Linked DNA regions of Homo sapiens: region 2 is linked to region 1. Evidence: read pairs that join two places in POLR2A ChIA-PET (ENCODE). Cell type or tissue: OCI-LY7. All regions are shown on one strand.

The links. Peaks named below come from ENCODE experiments on the same cell type or tissue, not always from the same donor. Only the 100,000 strongest peaks of a DNase experiment are listed, where the experiment ranks them.
Region 2: POLR2A ChIA-PET joins it to region 1 with 10 read pairs; 2 of 35 experiments call an interaction of 5 or more read pairs at or near these places.

What each region holds. Positions count from the first base shown.
Region 1 is chr12:67,754,676-67,762,675 of GRCh38, reverse strand. No RefSeq gene overlaps it. Among named protein-coding and RNA genes, the nearest start is that of LINC02421, 29 kb to the right of the region's middle. In OCI-LY7, a CTCF peak has its summit at 4,217; a DNase peak (open chromatin) is centred at 4,365; H3K4me3 peaks cover 832 bases; H3K27ac peaks cover 1,857 bases.
Region 2 is chr12:67,833,816-67,841,815 of GRCh38, reverse strand. No RefSeq gene overlaps it. Among named protein-coding and RNA genes, the nearest start is that of LINC01479, 91 kb to the left of the region's middle. RefSeq lists an enhancer at 1,214-1,713. In OCI-LY7, no CTCF peak of the experiment used is centred here; no DNase peak of the experiment used is centred here.

The sequences.
Region 1 (8,000 bases):
GGCCTGGGAATAGACTGTTTGTAAAATGGTACCTGAAGAATATAATGATTTCAGCAGCTGTGCTTTGGGTGAACTTTCTTCCCTCCGATTTTGGCTAATATCTTGATGGCTTTTTTACAGCTTCTGATACCACAGCTCATTAGCACTTAGTGAAAACATCTATACTGAATTCTTACCTTCCTGAGTCTAACTTAACTTCTGGTGACTTGGGGGTGAAGAGAGAGGGGGCTGACAATATTTAATTTGGAATGGGCTGAGATATATTTTTGTGGGTAGATATTTTTCTCTGCAGGATTGACCACCTAAATGTTCAAGAGCTACAAATGAAGAATGACATGCTTCCCATGCCATTGGCAAGGCCTCAAGGGTCTCAATAAAGCATCACTTAATATTCATGAGGTTTCTTTCATGCATGCCCTCCTTAGTCTCAGGCTACAGAGCGGGTTAGGTGGAGGTGCTTATGAAGTACTCTCTGATGAACAGAAGCATAAATCTTGAGTTTAATTAGTAATGCTATTCAGCTCCAAGACGAGCTGACATGCCCTTTGTAGGGCTTTGAGTTGGTAAAGCCAGGGGATCAATATCACTTTAAAGGTTGTTTCTCTCTGTTCACACATAGAGCACAACAAAGGAAAGAATTCTTCTAGGAAACAGCAGAGAGATCAGTTTCTTCAAAAGTGGGTGAAGATGTAGACAATGACCATTTTTCACAACAAACATCAGCAGAACAATTTTGTGTTTTAAACACAGATTTAATGGGTGGGTTTGTGTGAATGTGTGCATTTGGCAAAGTTCTCAAGAGCTGTTCTTTCTTCATGGGGGAAGAAAAGAAACTCTCAGCAAAGGCCAAGGAAACTATTTCAGCTAAGAAAGGAACTGCAATGGTTTGTAATGTAACTCATGAAATAATTGTAGCCAGAGCCAGAAAATGCAGTCATTGGGAAAGCCTCAGTAAGAATAAGACTGTGAGGGGCCCCAGACAGCTGTGCTTTCATCTTTACCATCTCTACTACAGGAAAATGACCTTACAACGACTTTCAAGACCTATATTTCTTTATGAAAGAAACTATTAGCGGGAATAAGAAAATTATAGACGGGGCCTAAAAATGGAATAGAAGAGGAAGTTCTTTTGAGTTTACTTAGAAAGAAAATAATTAAACTCCTTTGAAATTATCTTTTATCTTAAAGTACAAAAGAGGCCCTTGGGGAGGGAAGAGACCATAAGCAGGACACATGGTCAGATCAGGCCTTCACAGGCCAATTGCTGAAACAGATGAAATTAAAAGCCATTGATTTAATTAGGTCACCTTAGCACTTTGATCAGGGAGACCATTTACCAAGTGTGACGTTGCTCGATATTTGGCTATTACAACAGAAAGAAGAAAAGACGGATCAGTGGTTGAAGAAGCGCTCATGGATATGCACAGAGACAAAGTGTATAATGAGCAAGTGAGTGTTCCCTGTGGTTGCTGGGGTCTGGATTTGCGTTTGCTCTCCTCAGATGCCCTTCTCTGCCTTTTTCTGTCCTGTTCTGTACCGCAGAGGCGGCTAACTCCTACACACTGTCTAGGCTACTGGACCATTGGCTTTCTATTGGAATTGCGACTAGAGAGTGGGAGGAAAGACAGATATGGGTATTTTCCTCTGCTCTGCCCTCTACTTTCACTGCTAAGCTCTGACAAGGCAGCATCTTCTCAGGCCACTCTCTCCAGGCCTCTAGTTCTCAGTGGGCTCTGGGAACACCATTCCCCTACCTTTCAGCTCTGCAGGTGATAATGGTTTTCTGCTCTTGCTAATCTCTGGTTGCCTCACCATCTCCCTTCACCCTACTCACACCTTTCACAATAGCCCCTCTTACATTTGCTTCACTCAAACCTCTGGAGTTGAACTGTTTTTTTCTGCCAGAACACTGACTCATATAGTCCTAGATAACTTGTCACACACACAAAAAGACTACAATTGTAATCTAAGGCAAATGGCTACAGTATACCATTGGTACCTTATTTAAATGCAATGCCTTCATGTGGAAAATAACATGACATTAGTACAGAGGTCAGATTCGGAGTTTGTCGTTTTCTCATTGTTTTCAGCAGGGGTCCATGATCTTTCTATAGGCATAACAGAAGTCTGGGCCAGAGCTCCAGATATCCATTATAAAATCTACATTACTAGGAACCCAGAAAGATAAAACAAAACAGCAGAAGTTAGTTGTAGCAAGTTTTCTGAGTAGTGTTAATGTTACAGTCTTGCGAATGCACCACAATGTAGCAGTCTCTTGTTGTTTCAGGTATCCCAGGGTTCTTTGCCTCGTGACCAAGAAAATTAAGGAGCGTGGACACAAAGGGTGAGGTTGGAATGAATGTTTAATAAGCAAAAGAAGAAAGCTCCCAACCAAGGAGAGAGGGCCCAAAACAGGGTTGCCAACTATGAGGCTGAGTCCAGGGTATGAATGGACTGGGAAGGGGAGGAATGTGCTGACTGGTCTGCAGGCTGTTTTGGAGAAAGCACCACTTAGAAAGAGGTATCATAGTGTAAAGAACCAATTGGAGGCAAAGGCGAAGGTTTGGCTTGGGACCTTGGCCTGGGACCAATCAGAGGCTGAAGTGATGACTCAACCTATGTAAATGAAGACTTAGCCCACTGCCAATTACAGAAAGGTAGGCATATGTAAAATAGGTGAAAAGTAAGAAACCAGTAGGTGAAAATAAGTGACTAAGGCATGCCAAGGAGAGAGAAACATGTCCAAATAGGGGTAGAATTTGTTCATCTGGGTTTACCGAGTAAGTGTTTCCATTCAAGGATGCAGTCTCTTTCTTATCTGGGGCCCGCAGTTTGATTTTCAGGCTGTTCTTTGTTTGAATGAATTTTTACCAGGGACTCACCCTAACTGCCTGCCTGACTGGTTTCTTACTTTCTCCTCTCTCATTAAGAGAGTTTAGGACCCTACAAATATTTCCCAAATAACCATTTATAAAGGAATAGAGACATTGTGCATTTGCTTTTCCCCGGCTATAAGAAGGTAGTTAAGGCAAGACACTGGTACTTAGACAAAAGAGAGAGAGAAGAGGAGAAAGGGGAAGAAGAGGAGAGAGGAAAGAAGGAAAGAAAGGGTTGAGGGTGGGGAAAAGAGAGAACTATAAATTCTTTCTTAAATTTCAGCTAGGGCTAGTAAATTTTCTTTTTTTGAAAACTGAATAATTTTATTTGCAGAATTAATGGCAAGATTTTTGCTTTGTAAAAAGGGCCAGCCTACATAGATACTTAATTTATAACCTGGAACTGAGAGGCCTTTCCTGAACAACTCTATCTAAAATATTTCACCCTCTCCCATCCTTGGTCCTCCACCATAATCCACTGCCCCATGATGTGTTTCATTGTTTTCACCAGGCACTTGGCACCACCTAACATTACATGACGGTGCTTATGTGTTTGTTGATTGTTGGTCTTGCACCCAGAATACCAGCTCCATGAGGCCAGGTGTGCTGTGTGCTGGTTCACCAGCACCAGGTAGACCGTGGGCATCAAGGTTCATGTGAACAGGGGAACCCAGCAAGGCTGGACCCCTGCAGTGGTGATTTCTCCTGAAAGGCACGTGGATGGGTGGTGTTGACCAAACAGCTGTGATTACATTTTCTCTCAGGAAGTCTGAATCCAGGACACTTACTTACTCAAAGGCAATTCTCTCCAAAAATTACTTTTTTGTGAAAACCTGTTTCAGGGCTTGATTCACATGTTGTTCGTGGCAGAGAATGAAGTGTCTCTTTTCTCTTCCTTAGTGCTGTGTTTTCTTCCTATGAAAAGAAAAAAAGAAAAGACTCCAGATGGAGAGCCTCAAATTGTCGGCAGATTTGAAACTCCCCTGGAATTTGTATTGGTGATGCAGAGTTTGGTGCAGACTGACAAGTGAGTAATCTTCTATCTTATCGCTTCAATTTCAGGCTTCAGAGATGCCCAGCTCTGTTGTTCAAAGAGTTTTATTAAAAATTTGTGAGGAGGGGAAAGCAGTCTCTGTGGGCCTGTCTGATTTCATTATCTCTGACAGAGCATGCAGATGGAGCAGAGCCAGTGGAAGTCCACAGACAGCCATTCATGGTGCTGGGCTAAAGCAAAGGCCTCCGGAGCCTCCCCGCACTGATCATACATGTTCTAATCTGGTGGGATCTTAGTCCATGTTCCATTGCTTATAACAGAATGCCTAAAACTGGGTAGTTTATTTAAAAAAAAAAAATTTACTTCTTAAGTAATGAAGGCTGAGAAGTCCAAGGTCACAGGGACACATCTGGTGAGATGGGGACTTGCTGGTGGGGCCTCTCTGCAGCATCCCCAGACAGAACAGGGAACCACATAGCAAGGTTGCTCAGCATGCCGGCTCAGGTTTCACTTCCTCTTATAAAGCCAGCAGTTCCACACCTGTGATAATTCATTAATCCTTTAACCCATTAATCCAACGATGAATAGATTAATCTATTCATGAGGGCAAGCCCTCATGACCCAAACACCTCTTAAAGGCCCCATCCCTCAATACTGCCACACTGGAGATAAAGTTTCAACATGAGTTTCGGAGGGGACATTCAAACCATAGCAGGATTTCTCATACATGAATTCATGTCTGAGAAACATACATGAATCTCAATACATAACCCAGTGTATACTTCTCAGTTATTAAACTATAGCAGTCTAGTCAAAAGACACAGACCTACTAATCCCCAACCTTCAAATTGCTTCACTTAGTGCAATTTCTGCTGTTGCTCATCTCACTAGCAAAACTGCATTCTCTGATAATTTTTCCTATAAGTCCAGATTGAGCGACAAGCTGCCATCTGTTCCTCTGCCAGCTTGGATGCATAGTTGGAATCTAGCATTCCATAAAGGCATTCGGATTGCATTCAGACAATGTTTCAATCATCCTAAGTCTAGGTACAGACCTCACAGTACTCTCAAAGGCAAGGATTGGTCTGATAGCACCCACTAAAATGGAGGTCCTGGGGAGGGGGCAGACTGGCTTGCCTGTCCCATAAGAAGGAGCACTAGGTCACATGAAGGCAATTAGCCCAGCCAAACAATCTGCCCCTTCCCATACATATTGTTCTAGTTGCCAAGAGGGGTCTCCAACTTTAAGAGTGGCCATACTGAAAGATGTCCAATGGAGTTTTGTAAAGAATTGGGATGAATGAAGGGCTGGAAGGAGTGCACTGGTAATACAGAATGGGCAAGAATGCAGAATGGGCAAGTAGATAGTCAAGAGCCCCAGCCTGGCAGTCTGGATTTAAACCCTAGCTCACTCACTGGCTTCATCCTAGCCTTTCTCCACTCTCGAGAAATGGTAAGCTCAACTGAGAGCTTTATAAAAATGTCCATGTCTGGGCACAACCCCCAAAACAATTAAAATAGAATCAAATTAGAACCTCTGCTACTACCTAAAAGTTCTAGCAGAATGCATAAGGTTGCATGATTCAATATATTAAAAGTCTGGGAAAATCGGAAATGCAGAAAATGCAAAGCAAATGAAGAGGATAAGTTTCTTTGGTTCTCCTGGCCACACTCACTCTGAGAGATGGCCGTGGCATTGCTAGAACCAAAGGGTTTCCAACCAAAGAGAAAAGTAGAGCTAGGGTGACCCAGGGCAGGGAGGGCTACCTCCTGCTCAGGCCCCAGTACTCCCTAGCTGCCTTGAGGTCTTTGGATACTCCCAGACCTGTGCTCAGGCTATAAAACTACCTCATCTACCTAAGGCCAGGCAGCACTACTTTGATTCTTTGTTAAAATCCCACTGACCACCAAAGATAAAAACATCGCCACTTCCTCAATAGACCCCCTTCCATCTTATCTAAGACTTTGTTCTTGCTTAATCTAACCTATTTCCTTGCACAAGAGAAAGAGGATGGCTTTTTTTTCTTTTATGTTAGAGGCCGTATTAAACTTGGCAGTGGTATAGACTTTCATTCAAGGATTCACTGCCCTGTTACAGTGGGGTTGTGCAGGGCACTGTCCATAGAGCTATAGGTGATAGCCTTGGCCCTAAGGTCTCTGAGGTAGACACAGATTAGACAAGCATGCTACAGACACAAAGTGCAAGTGAGTGAATTAATAGCCACACACACACACACACACACACACACACACACACGCAGGAAGCCATTAGCATGGCAAAGAAAGGAACATCACAGCAATAACAAAACCAGGAGAAAACCCATTTTCTTTTTCTTTTCTTTTTCCTAAGTGAACTCAGCAAAGGTAGAGAATGACCCATTTTAACCTAGACAGTGATCAAATGGTTCGTGTAAACTGTGATTTTCACTGCTTCTTCCCCAGCCCAAGAAATAATGCTTTTCTTTGAAGAACTGATGTTGCACTCTAAATGATACATTTGGCACTAGAATTCAGCGTTCTGTTTCTCTGTAGGATGATAATGGAAACTGGATATATGTCTAATTCTCAACTTACATAATTAGTAACTTTATACCATGCAAAATTAAAAAAGAAAAAAAATGTCCTGCTACAAGATAGCATCTCAGGAGGTAAAGCTGAAGTTGTTCTGTAGGTTTAAAATTATTTAGTATGAAGACTTCTTTAGCCCTGAGTTATTACTGCTTGCTTCTTCTGTTAACATTGCATTATTATTATTATTATTACTACTACTACTGATCACTGTGAAGAGGAAATATCACCATAGAAACTTGGAGGCTAGAGAGTGGGAGGGAGAAGGGGAATGGCTCCGATACAGAGACTCAAAACCACAGCTCTCTGCATCTCCTGAGAAGCCTTTCAGAAAGGTGTTTTCTTCAAAGAGAAGAATTTAGGATTAGGTTTTCTATCTCTAGTTTTCATGAGACCCCAGTGCATGACACAATTCACTCTTTGGTGAATAACCCCATGGAGGGCAGAGCAGACCAAATAAGAAAAGAAAAGAAATGAAGATTAGCTAGAAGACACTGCATCTGTAATGGGATAAATCAACCAGTCCCCTTTTCTTCTCCTTTTGGTTCTTCAGGTATGTAATTATTATTTCTTATCCACAGACTCAATATGCCTTTTTCCAGAACATGTAATCTTAAGTTGACTTAATAAAACTATACTTTTGATCTCAAATCTTCTTAAAAGTTGGGTTTCAGTTCACTAACCACTTCAGGGGATTCACAGAGGTCTATGCCACAGTCAGTCGTAATTAGGAACTGACTTGGGCAACAACTGGAATCAGGACCTTTTTTTAAAAAAAAAGTATTTCCCCTGAACAAAGAGAAGTTCCTCCTTTGGTGAAATGCATCTTTGTAGAACTAATGGCTAATTTCTTGTTTTCTTAAAGGGCGTTTTATCTCCTCCCTGGAATCTCGATCAGAGAAGTAGGGTTTCTTCCCCACCTCATTCTCCCCTCACCCCAGACACACACACACTTGCTTTCAAATTCTTTGCTGCTGAAGGTGTCCCTTTGGCACACACACAAGGAGAGAACAGCCTCTCCAAGCATATCTTTTAAAGTGAGAGGAGCAGGGTCGGCAACTGCAACCACAGCAAACAGTCTACATCAAGAGTGCACAGTCTTGCCTCATAGGTGAGAATTCAGGCCAATTCAAATATTTCCAAAACACCTCTCAGAGCCAAACGCTCAGCCCCGTGCACTTAGGCAGCAAACACTGCAGTCCTCAACTCGGGGATGCAGTCCTCCCTGTTCACGTTTGATTAGGTTCACCTAAGAATATTGACACTCCCGATTTCAAGTTACTACTAGATCTAGTCTCTGAGATTTGCAGAACTCCATACCATAGCTGTCATTGGATGAAGTCTGTACTAAACTCTTAATAATAATCATTAATGTTTAATAGAACCAAACAACGTACAAGTTGCTTTTACATCCACTGTATCTGGTGCATAGTAGGCACTGTGAAATGAGAAATGGATGAATGCAAAATGACGTGATTTTTAAGAGATTAAAATGACCTACCAATGCTGAGGAAAAGGGGGATGATGAGAAGTCTCCCTGGTGTTAGAGTGAGCTTCACTTT
Region 2 (8,000 bases), 79 kb before region 1:
TATATCAGGAAATAGACCTACTAATATAAAAGTAAACCCATCCCAACTACTCAGTCATTTGTTGTAAATGCAAAGAGAAAACCTAGGATCACTAAGCAGAATTTACCAGCATGTGTAAGAAAATATTCAAGACAAGTAAATAGCAAAAACTGATCCCAGAGGTAATGGAGATAATTCAGGGAGAAGAAGAGAAGCTAAAAAACAACATCAAGAATTTTAAAAATCCACTTAGAATTTTCAGAGATATCAACCGATATTGCATCCACCACAAACTATACCTATATACATCTGCTATTACAAAAATAAAACAATAAAAAAAAGAGCTCTTTGAGGTTAAAAACCCGAAAATTCAAAACCATCAGAAGAATGTTAGAGGTGGGCTCCAGGGTGGCTGATTAGAGGTACCCAGCATTTGCCTCTTCCACAAAGAAGGACGAAGACAGGGGATAGATAACCACATGTCTAAAAGAGAACATTGGAACCCAGCAGAGAAGAGACAGAAGGAAAGGCAAAGCAGCTGGCCTGGCCAGGAATGGCTCAGAATGAGAGGGAACTTCCCATTGTAGGGAAGAATTAAGTGAGAGCTCCCTAAAAATCTATATTCACATCGAGGATGCCTACAATCCTGGCCACAGGACACTCGGCCCTCATGGATACTGAGAGTGCTGAAGAAAGATGCCCTGAGTGCATGAGACAGCACAGGTCCAGAAAGGGGGTTTATGCTGGGTTCCACACAAACCCCAAGACCCAACAAGTTGCAGCACAGTGCTATTTTGAGAGTCCAGCCCCCACCACACTGCATCCTGCTCTGGAGCCCAACAGCCCTTGCATCTTCACATCCCTGACCCTGCTGAGATTCCCCTACATCTACCCAGAGGGTTGCGGTGTTGCGATGCCAGCTGGACCCAGCAGTGCAGCCAGGTTCCCAGCACTCTAGCCCACACAGTATCTTACACCCTGGGAAATGGGTGGTGCAATGCAACAGGGAGGCTGAACCTGGGACAAATGGAGCCAAAGCATGCTCTCCCTAGAGCCTAAGGGTTGCCTAACCAGCATTGCTGCCACTGACAGCAACCCCGACTTCTCCAATAGGAGGCCTGCCACACACCAGCATGTACCTTTAAGGAGACTGGGGGCCAGTCTGCCTGTGTGCCATCCCAGGACCCAAGGACAGGTCCATTCCACCCACTGCTGCTGGTGCCGACGTGTACCATCCTCAGGCCTAAAGACAGGCCTGCCATGCCTGCTGCTGGCACCCGAGTGCAATCCAGAGTCCTGGGGTGTATCCCACCCACTGCAGCCAACACTCTTGCACACCACTGTGGGGCCTGAGGACAGGCCTATCTCACTCATCACCACCAACACCTAAGAGCTCAGTCCAAGGGCCTGGGAATTGACCTTCCCTGTCCACCACTACCAGTGCCCACATGCAGCATTGGGGGGTCTGAGGACAGATCTACTCTGCCCGCTACTGATAGTTCCTATGGACATTGTCCAGGGGCCTAGGGATTAACCCACTCCACCCACCACAACCAGGGCCCACACACACACTGCAGGGATGTCAGGACAGGCCTGCCCCATGCACCGCTACCGCTACCAGCACCTGCTTGCGTTGTCTGGGGGTGTAGGGTTTGACCCACCTTGCCCATGACCACTGGAAGCTGCAAATGCCTTTTGGGAGCCTGAAGATGGGTCCACCCTCCACACAGCCACTGTCCGCATGTGCTGTTTAGGGGTCTGAGGACAGGCCTGCCCTGCCCACCACCACCAGTGAATTCACACAATATCCAGGGACCCAGCCTGCCATCACCGTGACTGGTGCCTGCATATGCTGCTCAGAAACCCCAGAGTTGATGTGCCACCTCTACTGCCACTGCTAATGCAATACACACCACTCAGGGACCTAAGGACCCACTCACCTGGCCTGCTGCTACCATCATTGGTAACAGCATGCTGCCTGGAGCCCTGAGACCCAGAACCAACATCACTGGCACCTGCATACACAGGCTGAGGGCCCAAGGATTCAGCAGGCCCAGCCCACTGTCACCACCATTGGATCCCCCAAAACAAACACACCTGACATCCCCATCCTCACCATAGCCTTGCCACAGCCTCCACTAATAACCACAACCTAAGCCACTGAGGAAGTCAGAGACTCCATTAACACTGATTACAGTCGAAGATACCATATGGAGGCTCCACTACTGTGGCCACCCAGAATCAAAGCCAAAGCACCCTACTCAACCAATACTATAGATATCTCTATTGTAAAAAAAATTCTTTCTCTACAAAACCCAATCCGTACAATTGGAAGAAGCAACTGTTATGCTAGATGTGCAGATATGAATGTAAGGACAAAAGAAACATTAAAAAAGCAAGTAAATGACATAATCAAAGGAACACAATAATTCTTCAGCAATAAATCCCAAAAGAAAAGAAAATCTATGAAATTCTTGCAAAAGAATTCAAAATGACAACATTTAAGAAATTCAGTGAGATACAGGAGAACACAGATAAGAAATACAAAGAAATCAGAAAAACAATTTATGATCTGAATAAGAAATTCAACAAAAAGATAGATATGATAAAAATGAACCAAACATAAGTCCTGGAACTGAGGAATTAGTGAAATAAAAAATATAATCAAGAGTTTTAACAATAGATTAAACAGAAGAAATAATTTCTGAAGATAGGGCTTTTGAAATAATTCAATCAGACGAAAAAAGACTAAAAAAGAAACTTACATGATATATGTGACACCATAAAGAGACCAAATATTTGAATTTTGGGAGTTCTAGAAGGAGAAGAGATGAGGAAAGGCAGAGGAAACCTATTTAATGAAATAATAGCTAAAAACTTCTCAAGTCTTGCAAAAGATATAGACATCCAGGTATAGGAAGCTCAAAATTCCCAACGAAGATTAAACTCAAAAAGATCTCCAAGAACATTATAGTCAAACTGTCGAAAGGCAGATACAAAATGAATGTTCTAAAAACAGTGGAAGAAAAGTGTCAAGTCACATATGAGGGAATCTCCATAAGGCTATTCAGCAGATTTCTCAGCAGAAACCATATAGGCCAGGAGAGAATGGGATGATATATTCAAAAGATATATAAAATGATCAGAAAACAATTAACAAAATGACAAGAGTAGGTCCTCAGCTATTAATAACAAGTTTGAATGTAAATGGTTTAAATTCCCCAATTAAAAGATATAGACTGGCTGAAATAATAATAATTTAAAAACCTGGGACCCAACTGCCTACAGAAAACTCATTTTACCTGTAAAGACACACATTTATTAAAAGTAAAGGGGTGGAAAAAATTTCCATGAAAATGGGAACCAAAAGCATGTAGAAGTAGTGATACTTACAATAGACAAAATAGACTTCAAGTCAATAAAACATAAAAAGAGACAAAGAATACCATTATACCATGACGAAAGGATAAATTCAGCAAGAGAATATATTAATAACAATATGCACCCAATGCCAGACTACACAGACATATAAATCAAATATTGTAAAAGCTAAAGGCAGAGATCAATCTCAATACAACAATAGTTGAGGTATTTAACCCTCCACCTTCAGCATTAGACCATCTAGACAGAAAATCAGCGTGGAAATATCAGGCTTAATCTGCATTATAGACCAAGTGTACCTAACAGATGTTTATAGAACATTTTATCAAACAGCTGCAGAATACACATTCTTCTCATCAGCACTTGGAACATTCCCCAGGTTAGATCATATATTTGGCCACAAAACAAGTCTCAAAATGTTTTAAAAATTGAAATTATATCAAGTATCTTTTCAGACCACAGTGGAATAAAACTAGAAATCAACAGCAAGAGGAACTTTAGAAACTGTATAAATACATGAAAATCAAGCAACATGCTCCTGAACAACCACTGTGTCAATTAAGAAGAAAAAAAAATTTCTTGAAACAAATGAAAATGTAAACATAACATACCAAAACTTGTGGGATACAGCAAAAGCAGTGCTAAGAGGGAAGTTTATAGCAATAAATACCTACATAAAAAATTGGAAAGATTTCAAATAACCTAATGGCTAACCTTAAGGAACTAAAAAGAGCAAAAAGAAACCAAACTCAAAATTAACAGAAGGAAAGAAATAAGATCAGAGCAGAACTAAATGAAATAGAGACTTAAAAAAATGCAGTGGATTAACAAAATGAAAAGTTGATTTTTTGAAAGGATAAACAAAGCTGATAAACTGCTAGACTAACCAAGAATAAAAGAGAGAAGACCCATATAAATATACTCAGAAACTAAAAGGAGATGTTACTACTGACACCACAGAAATATAAAGGATCATTAGAGACTATTATGAATATATGCTAACAAATTGGAAAACCTAGAAGACATGGATAAATTCCTGTACACATAGAAGTTGCCCAGATTGAATCAGGAGGATACAGTAAACAGACTCATAATGAGTAAAGATATTGAATCAGTAATAAAAAATGAAAACAACAACAACAACAAAAAAGCCCAGGACTGGATGGTTGACTGCTAAATTCTATCAGATTTATAAAGAAGAATTAACATCAGTTCTTCTCAAAATCTTTTGAAAATTGAAGAGGATAAAATTCTTCCTAACTCATTATATGAGGCCAGCATAACCCTGATATCAAAACCAGATAAGAACACACCAAAAGGTAAAACTACAGAGTAAGATTCCTTATAAACACAGAAGCAAAATCCAGAACAAAATTCTAGCAGATCAAATCCAACAACACATCAAAAAGGTAATACAACATAATCCAGTGAGATTTATCCCAGGGATGCAAGGATGGTTCCACATCACAAATCAATAAATGTAATACATCACATCAACAGAAAGAAGGACAAAATCCAGATGATTATGTCAACAGGTGCGAAAAGCAATTGATAAGGTTCAACATCCTTTGATGATAAAAACTTTCAACAAATTAGGCATAGAGAAAACATACCTCAATATAATAAAGGCCATATATGACAAACCCACAGCTAACATTATACTGAATGGGTAAAAGCTGAAAGCCTTTCCTATAAGAACTGGAACAAAACACAGATGTCCACTTTCACAACTCTTACCCAACATAGTACTAGAAGTCCTAGCCAGAGCAATTAGGCAAGAGAATGAAATAAAGGGGATTCAAATTGGAAAAGGGGAAGTTAAATGGTCACTCTTTGCAGATGGCATTATCTTATGTATCAAACAACCTGAAGACTCCACCAAAAATACTCTTATAACTGATAAATAAATTCAGTAAAGCTGCAGGATACAAAATCAAAACACAGAAATCAGTAGCATTTCTCTTTTGTATACACCAATAATGAACTAGCTGAAAAAGAAATCAAGAAGGCAATCCAACTTAAAATAGCTCTAAATAAAAATACCTAGGAATAAATTTAATCAGGAATATGAAAGACCTCTACAGTGAATACCATAAAACACTGATGAAAGAAATTGAAGGGGACACAAACAAGTTGAAAGATATCTGATGTTCATGTATTGGAAGAATTAATATTGTTAAAATGACCATACTGCCCAAAACAATATGCAGATTTAATGCAATCCCTATCAAAATACCAATGACATTTTTCACAGAAATGGAGAGAAAAAAAACAATTCTAAAATTTGTATTGAACCACAAAAGATGCTGAATAGCCAAAGCAATACTGAGCAGAAAGAGCAAAGCTGGTAATCATATTACTTGATTTCAAAATATACTACAAAGCTATAGTATCCAAAGGAGCATAGTATTGGCATAAAAACAGAGACATAGACCAATGAAACAGAATAGACAATCCAGAAATAAATGTATATATTTAGAGCCAACTGATTTTTGTCAAAGGTGCCAAGAACAAACATTGGGAACAGGACACTCCCTTCAATAAATGGTGCTGAAAAAACTGAATATCCATATGCAGAAGAATGAAACTAGACCAATATCTCTCATTATAAACAAAAATCAACTAGAAATGGATTGAAGATCTACAAGACCCAAGACTCTAAAACCATTAGAAGAAAACAAAGGGGAAATGCTTTAGAACATGGTTCAGGGAAAAGATGTTATGGCTGAGACCTCAAAAGCATAGGCAACAAAAGCAAAAATAGACAAATTGGACAATCTTAAAAAGCTTCTGCACAGCAAAGGAAAAGAATCAATAGATTGAAGAGACAACCTGTTAAATAGGAGAAAATATTTGCAAACTATGCATCCAACAAGGGATTAATATCTAGAACATACAAGGAACTCAATAGCAAAGAGCCCAATAATTCCATTACAAGTGGGCAAAGGATCTGAATAGACATTTTTCAAAAGATGACACACAAATGGTCAACAGGTATATGAAAAAATGCTCAACATCACTAATCATCAGAAAAATGCAATTCAAAATCACAATGTGATATCACTTCACCCCAGTTCGAATGGCTATTGGCAAAAAGACAAAATATAACAGATGCTGCTGAGAATATGGAGAGAAGGTAACTCTTTTACACTGTTGATGGGAATGTAAATTAGTACAGCCATTATAAAAAACAATATGGAGATTTCTCAGAAACCTAAACATAGAATGCCATACAATCCAACAATCCCACTACTCAGTATTTATCCAAAGGAAAGGGCATCAGCATAGCAAAGGGATATCTGTATCCCCATGTTTACTGCAGTGCTATTCATAGTAGCAAAGATATGGAATCAATCTAAGTGTTCACTGATGGATGAATGGATACAGAAAATGTGATGTAAATACCCAGTTGAATAGTATTCAGCCATAAAAAAGAATGAAATCTTGTTACATGGATGGAACTGGAGGTTATAATGTTAAGTGAAATAAGCCAGCAACAGAAAGGCAGATATTGCATGTTCTCTCTCAGATGTGGGAGGTTAAAAAGTTGATCTCATGAAGGTAGAGATTAGAATACTGGTTACCAGAGGTTGAGTAGGGTGGCAGTGAGGAAGATGAGAGGTTGGTTAATGAATAGAAACATACAGTTAGAGAGAAGGAATAAATTCTAGTGTTCAATAGCAAAGTAGTGTGGCTTGTTAATGATAATTTATTATGTATTTCAAAATAGCTAGAAGAGAACATTTGAAATATTCCCAACACAAAGAAATGATAAATGTGTGAGGTGATGGATATCCTAAATACATTGATTTTATCATTACACATTGTATGCATATGTCAAAATATCACATGGACATCAACAAATATGAATACTTCTTATGTACTACTAATAAAAATACACTACAAGTTAAAATCAAGATTTCCCAGGATATAAAGCATAATGACAACAAGATGGAAAATTAAGAAAGGAAAAAACAGAAAATCCTTAGAGGGCTAATTCATAAGGATTCCATGTGCAACTAATGGGTTCTAAAAAGAAAGAAGTCAGAATGGATGGCATATGTGTTACCAAGGATTAGATGAGAAAACATGTCCCATGCCTGAAAAAAGATTTAATGATTCTGGTTGAAACGGTCTCTGAACACCAAACAGAGAGAAAGAAGTTCACACTGCTCACATCATTAGGGAATTTTAGAATAAAAGGAAGTAAGAAAAGATCCTAAAATAAAAACCCAGTGAGAATAATTATGTTAACAAGAAAGTAATGAGAACCAGATTGGAATCAGACATCTCATCAGCGACACTAGATGCTGAAAGACCATTTAGCGAAGCCTTCTTCCAAGGGCCATCCATTTACCTTCTTTGCAATAAGTGGAGATGCTGACTGTATACCCTCTTTTCTAAGCCACACCAGCCCAGACACAAAAATAAGACTACAATGGCAGTGACAAAATAACTATTTTTCTGGTTTGGCCCTCTTCAGCAGAACTCCAGCTATCTTTTGAATTCCTCCTAAATACTTAATCGGTGCAACCTGCAACTTTGTCATCCTGGCTCCAAGAGGTAGCCTCGCATTCCACCTCTGCTGCACATGCCCCTTGGTGAGTTCTCCTGTTACCGCCAATGCCAATGTCTGCCAG